Regions from separate parts of the Homo sapiens genome. Here region 1 is linked to region 2. A link is an interaction called in ENCODE POLR2A ChIA-PET data of the cell type or tissue named here. Cell type or tissue: PC-9. All regions are shown on one strand.

What was found. ChIA-PET counts read pairs that join two places held together with the same protein. Peaks named below come from ENCODE experiments on the same cell type or tissue, not always from the same donor. Only the 100,000 strongest peaks of a DNase experiment are listed, where the experiment ranks them.
Region 1: POLR2A ChIA-PET joins it to region 2 with 7 read pairs; 2 of 35 experiments call an interaction of 5 or more read pairs at or near these places.

What each region holds. Positions count from the first base shown.
Region 1 is chr12:52,359,767-52,362,266 of GRCh38, reverse strand. It overlaps KRT85 (keratin 85), which reads left to right. Exons shown (of 9, transcript NM_002283.4): 7 at 1-16; 8 at 769-800; 9 at 1,221-2,261. The coding sequence ends at 1,414. Among named protein-coding and RNA genes, the nearest start is that of KRT85, 6.5 kb to the left of the region's middle. In PC-9, no CTCF peak of the experiment used is centred here; no DNase peak of the experiment used is centred here.
Region 2 is chr12:52,307,516-52,310,015 of GRCh38, reverse strand. KRT86 (keratin 86) reads right to left here. Exons shown (of 11, transcript NM_001320198.2): 10 at 1,752-1,783; 11 at 853-1,612. The coding sequence ends at 1,431. Among named protein-coding and RNA genes, the nearest start is that of KRT83, 13 kb to the left of the region's middle. In PC-9, no CTCF peak of the experiment used is centred here; a DNase peak (open chromatin) is centred at 1,355; H3K4me3 peaks cover 1,456 bases.

The DNA.
Region 1 (2,500 bases), 52 kb before region 2:
AGGGCGAGGAACACAGGTGGGGCTAAGAGGACTTTGTGGGGTTTCAGAGGTGGAGGCTGTGGTCCTCCAGGAGTGAATTTCCTTGAGCTGAGTGTGAGCTACAACTCTGGCCATGGCTAATACAATAGCTTCAATAATAATAATAATAATAACTGAATGCTTCTGTGCTAGACCTGTGCTAAGTGTTTATTTTATAATCCTCACAATCCAATAAGATAGATATGGTTTTTCCCATCTTTTTATCTTTAGATAAAGAAGCAGGCTCAGAATTCAGTGCCTTTATCATGGCTACGCAGTTAATAAGCAGAAGAGCTGGGACCTGCACCCAAGTCTCATGCCTCCCAAATCCGTCCTTGTTGAATAGCTTCCTACTGAAGCTGCTGCCACACAGGCCTGTGTGTTATGATGATGATGCACTTCTATATGCATTTAGCTCTTCATCAACCACAAAGCCCCTTCACACCCTGGTGTATCTGATTCAACTCTCCTTCCTGTGAGCTTGATTGGCACCATCCAGGCTGGCCACCATCACTCAAACTAGGGGCACTGTTCATAATCTTACCCACTGCTGCTGAAAATCAGAAAGCCTTGTCTTCATGGTTAAAACCATCAAAGAAAGAAAGCATTTAATGCAGATTTGAGGGAGCCCTTCTTGCCTTTCAGGGGTAGACTCTGTACACAGGATGACCCTCTCTGTCCCCAAGCAACCATCAGTCTCAAGGAATCCAACTCAGTGTCTGGAACTAACAGAGTTTTCTTTCTCCATAGGCTGTGTGAAGGTGTGGGCTCTGTGAATGTCTGTGAGTATCTGCCTGAAATTCTCCTGGAAAAATGGCTTTTTTGATAGAAAAGCTGAACTCATTGGCCTAACCCATGGAGCCTCGAGTGTTCCCCCAACTGTTTCACCCTCCCCTGGCTCCTCAGTGGGGGCCATGACAGGTGTTAGAGAAAGCTGAGCTGAGTGCTCTTCGCAAGTGTTGACAGTGAGCTATAGGCCATGGACCTGTGGCCTGGCAGCTTTGCTCCCCGGGGTCCAGGGGTCCTCACTTCCTTCCTGCCCCAGTTCCCTAGATGGGCTGTGCATCTCAGGGACAGGGCCTGCATTGTTGACCACCAATTCCTTGGAGAGGGAGGCAGCTCCTGCAGTGCCCTGGGGCCTGTTGTAGGGTGGGTGAGATTGCAGGGAGCTGCTCACCCCTCCATGTCTCCTCTCTCCACAGGTGTCAGCAGCTCCCGTGGTGGAGTCTCCTGTGGGGGCCTCTCCTACAGCACCACCCCAGGGCGCCAGATCACTTCTGGCCCCTCAGCCATAGGCGGCAGCATCACGGTGGTGGCCCCTGACTCCTGTGCCCCCTGCCAGCCTCGTTCCTCCAGCTTCAGCTGCGGGAGTAGCCGGTCGGTCCGCTTTGCCTAGTAGAGTCATGGAGCCAGGGCTTCCTGCCAAGCACCTGCCTGCCTGCATCACTGCACTGAATGGCATGTGAATGGAAAATGTGTGCTTGCTTCCAGAATCTTCTGGATGTTCCTACAGAGGGAAAGACCTACAGAGGGAAAGACCCTCGGGCCGCTCCCCTGCGCCTTTTCATGCTAGGGAGATGCATCCTAGTTGTCCTCCTGGCAGCTGTTTTCAGAGGCATTCCCAGCCCTTCACTTAACTCCTACTTAGCTCCAAAATACCTGTATCCAATTTGTATTATTCCCCCAGCTCTCAGGGACAAGACCAGTCCCCCAGCGTGGTGGTCAGCACGGAAGCTCCACCTTCTGGGTGGAGGCGCCATCCTAACCATCCAGCCAGGCCACCCACAACCCGAGAATCAGGGAGAAAGTCCCTCCCCAGCAGCCCCCTCCTCCTGGCTGGGAAGAATGGTCCCCCAGCAAGCACTTGCCTGTTCATTCCTGTTCATGTTTTGCTTCTCTCTCAGACTGCCTTCCTGCTTCTGGGCTAACCTGTTCCAGCCAGGCTCCTCATGTGACCTCGCAGTTGAGAAGCCCATTATCGTGGGGCATCCTTTTGCCTACAGCCCCTGGTTAGGGCACTTTGGACAGGTCTTGCTATTCAGTGAACCTTTGTACATTTCAAAGAAGACTCCATGGCTGCTCCAGATGCCCCCTTGCTGGGTGCAGGTGGGGACTGTCCAATGCAGAGCTGGCGGGACAGAGAGTTAAGCCACTTCCTGGGTCTCCTTCTTGTGACTGTCTATGGGTGCATTGCCTTCTGGGTTGTCTCGATCTGTGTTTCAATAAATGCCGCTGCAATGCAAGAGCGTGTGGTCTTGTGAGCAACTTCTCCACTCCCTTCTTGCCTCATCTCCAGATGACCAATCCCAGTCCAGCCCCATGCAGTGTTTCCCCAGTCACCCCCCAGAAACTCTGCTGCTTCCTGTCCACTTCCACAGTCTGATTCCACTCAGTCGCCCTCAGTCCCCTCAGGCCTGGACTACAGCCCAGCTCCCCACTAATGACCTCTTTCTCCCTGACCCACCCTGCGTACTCCCAGCAG
Region 2 (2,500 bases):
CCTATGGCCCAGTAGATATCATCATCCCGTTCTAAATGTGAAGGAACTAAAGCTCAGTGAGGCTTAGTGATTTGCCCACAGTTACAGACTAGTAAATGGCTGAACCGGCACTCAAACTCAAAGGGCATTAACATAGCCCTTTCAAACACAATCTCACATAGGGAGCTAGAAGGATCTTAGGAATACTGTCCAATCTCCCCATTCCACAGCCAAGGCAGCTGAAGATCAGGGGATGGAAGCAATTTGCCCAAAGTCACACATGTGGCAAATGGCCATCAAGGCTCGGAATGAGAAGCCCAGTTCTCCTCTCAACCCAAGGCTCTTCCTCCCTGCACAGTGCTTCTCTCACATACCTTCCTTCCATTCTTACCCCGTCTTTTTCCCCATGCACTTTCCCCTCCAGGAAGGCCCTGGGGTGGGGGCGGCGGGTGATCACCTTGGTTGAGAACCCCTAGAAAACATATGGCCACATCTAGAGACATTTTTAGTTGTCACAAGAGGGTGGTGGAGGACCCTTGGCATCTAGTGGATTGAGGCCAGGGATGCTACTAAACATCCTACCAAATGCACGCGACAGCCCTAAAACAAAGAATGACCCAGCTCACACTGTCAATAGTGCTGAAGTTGATAAATCCTGGTCTAGAGAAACCCATGACCCCATAAGATTCCCTGGCTCCGTGAGTCTTCTCTCGTTTTCCCCAAGGCCTGGGCTGCTCAAGTACAGATGGGCAGCACCTACTGTGGTCATTTTTAGCTACTGAAAAATAGTGGATAAACAGGTCCTGAGGCGCTCTGGCAGGAGCCCCTATCACAGGAAGGCCCTGGCATTTTCAAGACTCTGAGACACTAGGCTTGATTCGCTACAATGAGTTTATTGGAAACACAGAGTGAAACAAAGACAAAGGAGAAGGCAGCAGAGTCATTAGTTTTTCAGAAGCTCTTGAGGGCAGCCCCGGAAGGGAGATGTTCTCCCCACACGCGTGGGCCTGTCCCTCGCAGAGTCATAGAACCACTATCCAGGGTCCGCGTCTCCATTCCACAGGCAAAAGCACATGGGCAGAGTCCCAGGTCGTGCAGACAGGGACATTCCCGGGCCTCCCCCGTTCCTCCAAGCTTTGGGGAAGAGCTCAGGCAAGACCAATGTATACAGCAAAAAAAACAGAAGGCAGGCGGAAGAAAAAGATGAATCCTCGGGACAACAAATTGACTACCAGGAAAGGCTACAGAGAGAGACCATGGCGCCTCCCGGCCCTCCCCGGACTCCTGCGACCGGGGATGGCTCCCGGAGCGGAGCGGTGGGGAGGGCGCTTAGAGTGCAGGCAGCGGGCGGCGGCTATTGGGAGGCCGGCGCGGGCGGCGCGTTCTGGTGGCGCGAGGTACTGGCTGGGTGGAGAGTGACGGCGACAGGCGCTGGCGGAGGCGGCAGCCTCCTAGCACCTCTTACAGCTGCCGCCGCAGACGCCAACCCGGGCGGAGGGGGCGCAGGCGTTAGTAGTGCCCACCACCACGTTGCTGTTGCTGGGGACGCTACTGACTCTGGTGGAGACAACAGGGGCAGTAGTGGAGGCGCAGAGATCGCCACAGACAACGCCACCGCGGGAGCTGCTGACGCCTGCAGGGGAAAGAGACGGAGGCGCGCGTCAGGCGCAGCCGCGACCTGGGTGAGTGGCTTTGCTGCGAGCCCACGCGCCCTTTGCCCAGAGGCTCCCAGACCCGCCCAGCGGGAGGAGGGGACGGACCCCACTACTTACAGACATTCACCGAGCCGACGCCCTCGCACAGCCTGCAGGGAGAGAAGGCGAGAGGTCAGTGCCGCGGAAAAGGCGCCGGGCCCCCGTGACTGAAGTGGAGGGGGACATCTGTGGCCCTCCATCTGGGCACTTGCCCAAGGGAAGGGGCAAGAAATGCTCTCGGCCAGGAGCCAGTGTAGACTCGGGTCACCGTGAGGGTCTGGAGACAGAAGGCCTGTGAGTGCCTCGCTCTCCACTGCTTCTGAGCTGTGCAACCCCAGCTTGGGCCAACCTCAGCCTAGGCTTCCTCATCAGGAAAACCTACTTCGTAGATCTCTTGCGAGGACTGAATCAAATAAGAAGCGTCCAGTGCTTAGTGCCTGGCTCATAGCCCTTAAGAGCTATTAGCTGCCACTACCTCGAAGTTGGTTCTGACTGAATTGCAGGTGCATTTGAGGGGAGCAGATTTAACTTCTGAAATCCAGTCTGATTGGTGTCATTAGATTATAGGCATCAGGAGGGTAGACATTTTTGTCTATTCCTTCCTGCACCACCTAAAAACAATGCCTGGCTCAATACAAAACTGTTAGATAAACAAATGGGATTTTAGAACAGGCTCAGAGACTGCCCACCACAGTCCTCTCATCCGGCAGATGGAAAGGCTGAGGCCCAGAAGGAGGACATATCCAATGACAAGGCAGGGCTGTCACCCCAGACACTCATTTCTACCCACCCCACATTTCCCTCCCAATAGCTTCCCCTAAGGGAAG